Regions from separate parts of the Homo sapiens genome. Here all the other regions are linked to region 1. The links are chromatin contacts, found by Hi-C or POLR2A ChIA-PET in ENCODE. All regions are on one chromosome and are shown on one strand. The core of a region is the stretch at or near the end of the contact, and the rest is flanking DNA. Distances in the headings are between cores, read along the strand shown.

Region 1 (2,700 bases), core at 102-2,601:
TCACTCTTCCCTCAATAAAATTGAGAAAGGACTTAGAGTGTTAGCAAATAAATCATTCATATGAATCAATGAGAAAACCTAGAATATTCCATTAAGTAAAGTGGCAAATAAAAAGTTTAGGAAACTCAGAAAGATGAAATATAAACACGTTATAAAGAAATGACAATTGGGCGGGCGTGGTGGCTCACACCTATAATCCTAGCACTTTGAGAGGCTGAGGCGGGCAGATCACCTGAGGTCAGGAGTTCCAGACCAGCCTGGCCAACATGGTGAAACCCCATCTCTACTAAAAATACCAAAAATTAGCCGGGTGTGGTGGTGGACACCTGTAATCCCAGCTACTCAGGAGGCTGAGACAGGAGAATCACTTGAACCCAGGAGGCAGAGGTTGCAGTGAGCCGAGATTGTGCCATTGCACTCCAGCCTGGGCAACAAGAGTGCAACTCTGTCTCAAAAAAAAAAAAAAGGAAATGACAATTTAGTCAACCTTCCTAAGACTCAAAGAAAAACAAAGGTGAAGAAAATATACCAAATTTTGCCTCTTCAACTAGTAATTAATGCTAGCTATTATGAAGATGTGGTAGGAAAGCCATACATTTTCATATCTAATGATTTGGGAAAATAAAATTTTACAATCCATTTGAAAATCCATTTGGCAGCTTGTGTCAAATGCTTAAAACATTTTAATATACTTTAAGTGGAAACAACCACAAAAGTTTAAATTGTATATGTAATCAACGTAGAGTAAATAAAAGTACTGGGAAAAGGGAAGAAAATATTAATATGCCCAAACCTTGCAATATTACACGCTGGATATTTGGTGTTTTCTTTTCCATATTTTTTTTCTAATTTTTAAATTTTTTACAATGACTTTTATTTTCAGCAAAAAAAAAAAAAAAAGATTAATAACACAAAGTGCTAAGTGGATTCCACGCACCACTCCAAAGAAATCACTGTTGCTACATTGTCACAGCATCACAGGCATTAAGATACAATGCTGAAACAAACAAACATATCACTTTGTTCATAATAGAATGACAGCACATTAATCCAATCAATAGATAGTTATTTGGTGATCTCCATGCAATCTCCCACTAAATGGAATTTTCTATATTTTATTCAACAGAAGAGGTCATGTTTAGACTTAAAGGTTAATGAGTAGGGCTTCTTCAGGCAGAAAGGCAAGAGGAGCCCTCCCAACCCAGCCCCCAACTCATCCCCTGGCACAGGAGGACCATGCACCTGGACAGGAAGCCTGGGCCAGCTGTGTGGGCAGAGAAGAAGGTGGATGAATGAGGAGGTACACAGGAAGGTAGGGGATGGATGACTAAGAGCCACAGAGGAGCTCAGAACTGCCCCCTGTGGAAGTCGGGGGCGTGAGTGATAGAAACTCGGGAAGGATTTTGACCCTAAACCTGACATAATTAGCAGTGTCTGTTGAGGAAGGATCAGCAATGCAGAGAATAAACTGAGGGGTGGGGAAAGACTGTACAGAGGGCGACTCCTCTGGAAGATGATGAAATTCTAAACAAGGGCAATTATAGTTGAGACAAAACCAATAATGGATTAGAATTTCAGCTCCCCAGAGGGCTTTCTGGGGGGGCCATTCCTGTTTTCCCCTAAAGAAAATAGTGGGCCAATAGTAGTATATAAATATTTGTTGAATGAATGAATCAGGAAAAAGATACACTATATTTCTTTCTTTCTTTTTTTTTTTAAAGACAGTTTTAGCTCTTGTTGCTCAGGCTGGAGTTCGGTGGTATGATCTCAGCTAACTGCAACCTCTGCCTCTCGGGTTCAAGTGATTCTCCTGCCTCAGCCTCCTGAGTAACTGGGATTACAGGCACCCACCACCATGCCTGGCTAATTTTTTTTGTATTTTTAGTAGAGATGAGGTTTCACCCTGTTGATCAGGCTGATCTTGAACTCCTGATCTCAGGTGATCCACCTGCCTCGGCCTCCCAAAGTGCTGGAATTACAGGCATGATACACTATATTTCTTATAATGTAATGCTGGAAGGGCCTGATGAGTTCCTGAATGTAAAAGGTAGTGATGGAGGATTTCAGAAAGGCCACAAACAATAATTCCTCAAAACAATGACATCTCAATCAGTAAATTCATCCAGTGTTGCCTCATACATTTCTTTAAATATTACTGCATTGCAGTGATTCTGGTTATAACTCTACAGGCCATCAAAATATTTTCAAAGGCCACTGTTTTTCTTGTAAATGTGAACATACGCATTGTATAGAATAAACTCCTTGCTAGGATTAATAAAAAAGCTTTTTTTTTTTCCTGTTTGGTTTTCTTGTAATTTTAGTTTTTTTTTTTTAATACAGAAGTGTTACATTTTTATCCAAACATGACAAAGTATCTCTTTGATATCTGATACTTCCTCAAAACTGAACCATTGTTTCAATGTCAATTTCCTCATGCAAAGTGTTATCACTGGGGGAAACTGGGTGAAGAGTACACAGAATATAATATTTCTTACAACTGCAGGTGAATCTACAAGATCTCAAAATAAAAAGCTATTTTAAAAGCCTGAATGATTCACCTTCCTCACTGATGATCTTTCACACTGTTATGTCAAAAGGAAATCTTGGATTTACATACAGCCCCTGGAGATGGTTCATTGTCTTGTCATTTCTTTTTCATTGAGCCCAGAGGAGAAGATTGTTGCTATGCTGTTGTCATTG
Region 2 (2,700 bases), core at 42-2,541, 1.2 Mb after region 1:
CCAGCTGTGAGTCAGTATTCAAAACAGGTCTGGGTTCATCACCCAATTCCCCTCCTGCCTGGAGAAGCACAAGGCCCTGGCTGCTCGGGGGAACATTTCTGCCAGCCCAGGGATGCTACTTGAGATGTTCAGGTGGACACACATTTCCCTGACTACACTCCGGCACTGCCTGAGGCCCCGGCAAAATGATTAGACCAAGAGCTGCAGGGCAAGGCCCCCCTATGATTAGACCGAGAGCTGCAGGGCAAGGGCCTCCTTCAGACGCTGGACAGGAAGGGGGTTTTAGAAAGGAACCTTCAGCAAGTGGCTGGTTCCTCCATTGTTAGCACAGCTGGTACATTCAGTAACATCCCCAACCGGGCAGTGGGAGGAGTTGATGGTGACAGAGACCCAAATTGAGGGGGTGGGGGGTGGGCAGCGGTCACAGCCAAGTGCTCAGGAGAGAGAAGAGGCTGCTCGCTGGTGGTAATGGTGACTTCCTCTGCTCTCAGGCCCCTGAAAGCAGCTTCTGACTGAATGGAAAGTCCTTTCTTGATTAAACTCACCCCATATTCTTGGCTCGCCAAACAACAGCTTCCTCCAGGGGCCCGAAGCCTGGGTGCTCCAGGAAGGGTCCCCCTTGCCACCTTTGCTCTTCTCAGGGTTTCTGAGCTGGGCATCTTTGAGCTGATCTCTAACACACCCACCTCCACAGAGCCCTGAGCTTCCTCCTGGCTCCAAAAGCCCAAACTCCCTTCTCTCGGTCCCCAGACTCCAAGGAAGCCACAAGGTCCATACAGCTCATGGGAAGCTGGGGTGTAACATCAGGCCTCAGAGTGGTTCTGACAGCTCCAAGGCTGCAAAACCTGCCATGAGACCAGCTCTCTGAACTCCAAGGACAAGGTCCATGACAGGGTGGCGGGGAAGTGTGCATGTCAGATCACTCTGTCCTGTGACATAAGAACAACCCATCTCAAAGCTGGGCCCCCTCTAAGCCCCTCTGTCATATCTGTGCCCGGGGAGGGAGCAGGTTGTACTCACAGCACGCAGAGCGCGTATGCCCGGGAGATGGACTCGCTGGCACGCACGAGGAAGCTCCCGTCCTTGCCTGTCCTGGAAAGCAGCTCCTCCGCCTTGGAGCGGGTGATGTTGCCATGGTTCCAGCAGGGGACCATGGTGGGCGTGGGCCTCCTCGGCCGGGCCGGCAGGCACCCCCAGGACCCACACACCACCGAGGGGAGCGGAGGCCCCTCCACTGCAACCTGCCGCCCGTTGCCTCTTGGTGGCCTCGGCTGCTGCCACCAGCTTAACTGACTGACTTCCTGTTTCAGGCGCTCAGTGAGGGAAAGGAAACTGAGCTGCGGAGAACTTCCTCATTACAGAAACCAAGCAAGAGAGAGAGAGAGAAAGAGAGAGAGGGGGGGGCCCTGGCCGTCCACCGTCCCCTACACCCTGCCACGGCTGCCGCGGCTCTCTTGCCAGCCCTCTCCTTCCTGGCAACTGGTCGCAGCGTACAATTGAAGTGTCCAGTGGCAGCTGAAGTCCCCCTGGGTGGAATGACCGGCTCTGGAGACGTCAGGAGAGTTGTGGCCACTTCTGAAGAAGCATGGCCTAGCAGGCATGGGTGGGCCAGAGAAGTGGTTCTTCTGCGGCCGTGCTGACACCCACGTGGGATGCCATGCCCTAGACAGGCCCCCGAGCCTTCTGCTCTCCCTCAGGGCTTTTCAGCACCCACCCTGAACCTCCAAAACACCCAAGGGGGCACAGCTTCTCAACTGGGACTACGGCCTGCCCAGGACAGAGCAAACTTGAGGGGGAGGGGACAGTCGAGCCCCACCCCTCCCCTTTAGAGACTCCCAGCGGCCTGGGTGCTGGGAGACCTTGGCTGCCACCAGCCGAGGGCGCCAAGGTCCAAGTGATGGCTCTGTGACCCCATTACCCTCATTCCCAGGGGCGGGTGGGTGCTGCACGGGCAGCACAGCTCTGATCCCTGCAGTCCAGCTTGGAGACACACAAAGGGAGCTTGGAGGGGATGTGGGCCGTTTACAGCGGGAACATAGGCTGGGTTTTTCCCTGGGCTTCTCCAGGATGCTGGGGAAACAAGCTCGGAGAGGAGAACCCCAAAGCCCCACAGGGCAGGCTGGCCGCCTGGCCAAGGACAACACTGGGTGCTGAGTCCTGCGTCTCAGCAGTCGGGGTGGCCGGTCGGACTGCACCGCCTCCAAGACTGGGCATGGCCACATATGCCCACCACTCAAAGAGGAGCTGCCTCTCCAGGGACCGCCATCCAGGACCAGTCATTTCTGAGGGCTCTGCGGTGGACACCCATCCCTCAGCCCCCAGACCTGGGCACCTTCCGTCCTTGGGTCCGGCCCACCAAGGCCGAAGGGGCACGTGTTGACCCGCTGCACAAAGAGTGCCCCCACCATCCCACATCCAGGCCTTGGCCTCCAGGACATGACAACAGACTCCCTCCAGGAAGGGGCACCAGCCAGGCAGCGCCACCACATTCAAGCTGTGGGAACCTGGTCAAGTTTCTTCTCTCTCTCGGCCTTGGTTTCTTCTTGTCTAACTTGAAGGACGTAGCTCGTAAAAGAGCTCACATGTGCCCAGGGGCTCAACATGTGTCACACTGATGGTTGTCCCAGAACAGGGCCCCCAGCACCTCCCCGCTGAGCAACACACATGGCAGGCGAGTCTGTAGGGCAGACAAAGCACTCC
Region 3 (2,700 bases), core at 35-2,534, 1.7 Mb after region 1:
AGCGGGGGAGAGGTTCGTAGAGGGACAGGCTCAGTTAAACAGCAGGATAGAGAAGAGGTCGGGCAAAGACTTTCTCAAGTAGCAGAGACCTCTCAGCAACCAGAAAACATTCCTGAGGACCTACCTGCCTGGAGTGTTGGAAATCCAGTATTCCCTGAATTTGCACAGTACTCTCTGTATTGGAAACACCCCAATTTCCCATCAAAAGCACCAGGTCACAACCTAAACTAATAGTAATTCCACTTTACGTTTATATCGCAATAGTTAGCAATGTTCACAAGCATCTTTAAGCATCGCTGAGTGTGATCTGACCCTTATCACACCCCGGCGTGGCAGCAGGGTCCTAGCCACTAATGTGGTTTGAGCAACAATGGCTTAGAGGCTGGGTAACTTTTCTACAGTCAAACAGATGGTAAGTGGTGAATCTGGGACTAGAAATCCAGGTTTTCGGATGAAGAGACAGTCGATTTACTAGACTACTAGAAGAGAGGAAGGAACATATTCTACCTCAAGATACAATCCTTGGAGGGGGATAAGTAAAGATACTTCTGCATTTTCTCTCTGTACCTCCAAACTGTTTGATGCTGAAACTAGAAACCGGAGCGGGCAGGAGAGGGCAACAAGTATACTTAGGTCTTGGCGAGTGTGTTGGAAGACGGGAACGGGAAGGGGAGGAGAAAGAAAGTAGGAAGAGTCTCAGGAAGATAATTCCTAAGCCAGCCTTCCACCGCGTCGAGGGCAGCAACCACATTACCTCATTGCATCCTCCAAACTCTACGACAAAGGGTGTTACCGTCCCCACTCTGCAGATGAGAAAACTGAGGCTCAGAGGGGAGAGGGAGTGTGTGGGGAAAGCTGGATTCAGAGGCAGCGCTGCCAGACTGCGGAAACACCCAAACCGCCGAGGTCCCCACCCCTCCACGTCGCAGGCAATCCGCATCCACCAGGGCGGGGCGTCCGAAAATCTCCCCCTACCGGGCGGCACAGCCACCCCTCCCCCGGGCCCAGCTCTTCGCCCTCGGTTCGGACGGCCCTGGGGTCTCCGGGACTCCGGTATCCATTGCTCCCCAGCCCCCTCCTCCCCGCCAGTCCAGGCCAGGTCCGGCCGCAGCCGGATCCCAGCAGGGAAGCCGGTGCCGCAGGGTTTGCGCCGCCCCAGCCCCAGCGGGGGCGGGCGCGGGGGAACTGTTCGGGGAAGGGGCCCCGGGGGCGGCCACGAGCCACTCACGCGTCGAACTTGTTGTTCATCCTCTCGCCGCCGCTGTCGCCACTGCCTCAGGGAGTGACTTCCGCTCCACCGGGTCCCTCAGCCTTGGGCCCGGGTACTTCCGGTTTTGCGCGGGGCGCAGCGGAACGTCGGCGCGCAGGCCCGGTTTGGAAGCGGCTATCTCGGGACGCCAGCTCAGGGCGGCTGCGCAGAGGGCTGGACTCAGCGGCGGAGCTGGCTGCTGGCCTCAGTTCTGCCTCTGTCCAGGTCCTTGTGACCCGCCCGCTCTCCTAAGGGAGCGTGTCCTGGCCCCCTCCCGCAGCGGCTCGGAAAAAAGGCAGCACCGCGTCGTTGACGGCGCGGGCTCTGGACTCGCTGCTTGGTAAAAACCTTCCTCTTCCTCCAGTGCGGGACGCACTCTCTGGTATCTCTTTTGACCTCCCGGAGGCTTTCCTTTGTCGGTCGCGGCGCCACTGTACTATGGCATACCTCGTTTTATTACGCTTCGCAGATAGGGCATTCTGAAAACAAATGGAGGGTTTGTGGCAGCCCTGAGTCCAGCAATTGTATCAGCGCCATTTTTCCAACAGCATGTGCTCACTTGGTGTCTCTGTGTTACATTTTGGTAATTCTCAAAATATTTAAAACTTTTTCATGATTTCTGTGTCTGTTATGGTGATCTATGATCAGTGATCTTTGATGTTGCTATTGTCATTGTTTTGGGGTGCCACATACAGCGTCTTTTATAAGACGTGGAACTTAATGTTGTGTGTGTTCTGACCGCTCCACCCACAGACCGTTCCCCATCTCTCTCCCTCTTCTTGGGCCTCCCTATTCCCTGAGACACAACAATATTGAGATTAGGCGAATTAATGACTCTGCAATGGCCTCTAAGTGCTCAAGTGAAAGGAAGAGTCGCACATCTCTCACTTTAAATCAAAAACTAGAAATGATTAAACTGAGTGAGGAAGGTATGTCAAAAGCCGAGATAGGCCGAAGGCTAGGCCTCCTGCGGCAAACAGTTAGCCAAGTTGTAAATGCAAAGGAAAAGTTCTTGAAGGAAGTTAAAAGTGCTACTCCAATGAACACACGAATGATAAGAAAGCGAAACAGCCTTATTGCTGATATGGAGAAGGTTTTAGTGGTCTGGATAGAAGATCAGACCAGCCGCAACATTCCCTTAAGCCAAAGCCTAATCCAGAACAAAGCCCTAACTCTCTTCAACTCTATGAAAGCTGAGAGAGGTGTGGAAGCTGCAGAAGAAAAGTTTGAAGCTAGCAGAGGTTGGTTCATGAGGTTTAAGGAAAGAAGCCATTTCCATAACATAAAAGCACAAGGTGAAGCAGCAAGTGCTGATGTAGAAGCTGCAGCAAGTTATCCAGAAGCTTTAGCTAAGATCATTGACGAAGGTGGCTACACTAAACAACAGATTTTCAATGTAGATGAAACAGCCTTCTATTGGAAGAAGATGCCATCTAGAACTTTCATAGCTA

The links. A loop is a pair of places that touch in the nucleus more often than their neighbours do. ChIA-PET counts read pairs that join two places held with the same protein, here RNA polymerase II (POLR2A). Pooled maps may share reads with other maps.
Region 2: a pooled map shows a loop between it and region 1 (7-fold over the local background). The contact joins the promoter of INPP5D here to the enhancer-like site in region 1. A Hi-C loop is called at or near these places in 1 of 37 single-sample maps with no recorded cell type and 6 of 50 pooled maps. POLR2A ChIA-PET finds 5 or more read pairs at or near these places in 1 of 52 experiments (naive thymus-derived CD4-positive, alpha-beta T cell).
Region 3: a loop to region 1 is called in a map of naive thymus-derived CD4-positive, alpha-beta T cell, with 20 times the contacts of the local background. The contact joins the promoter of EIF4E2 here to the enhancer-like site in region 1. A Hi-C loop is called at or near these places in 1 of 168 maps with a recorded cell type or tissue (naive thymus-derived CD4-positive, alpha-beta T cell), 1 of 37 single-sample maps with no recorded cell type and 6 of 50 pooled maps.

Annotation. Positions count from the first base shown.
Region 1 is chr2:234,292,787-234,295,486 of GRCh38, reverse strand. The region is part of intron 2 of LOC105373933 (a long non-coding RNA gene); the gene reads left to right. Among named protein-coding and RNA genes, the nearest start is that of LINC01891, 160 kb to the left of the region's middle. Within about 2 kb of position 1,351, at least 5 of the 41 ENCODE cell types and tissues checked have a DNase peak (open chromatin) inside an H3K27ac peak, as active enhancers do.
Region 2 is chr2:233,058,933-233,061,632 of GRCh38, reverse strand. INPP5D (inositol polyphosphate-5-phosphatase D) reads right to left here and starts at 1,291. Exons shown (of 27, transcript NM_001017915.3): 1 at 1,021-1,291. The coding sequence starts at 1,154. RefSeq lists enhancers at 647-736, 1,337-1,616 and a silencer at 1,057-1,136.
Region 3 is chr2:232,549,273-232,551,972 of GRCh38, reverse strand. It overlaps EIF4E2 (eukaryotic translation initiation factor 4E family member 2), which reads right to left and starts at 1,284. Exons shown (of 7, transcript NM_004846.4): 1 at 1,229-1,284. The coding sequence starts at 1,248. TIGD1 (tigger transposable element derived 1) reads left to right here and starts at 1,416. Exons shown (of 1, transcript NM_145702.4): 1 at 1,416-2,700. The coding sequence starts at 2,091. MIR5001 (microRNA 5001) reads left to right here and starts at 1,400; the gene lies at 1,400-1,499. RefSeq lists a silencer at 904-1,273.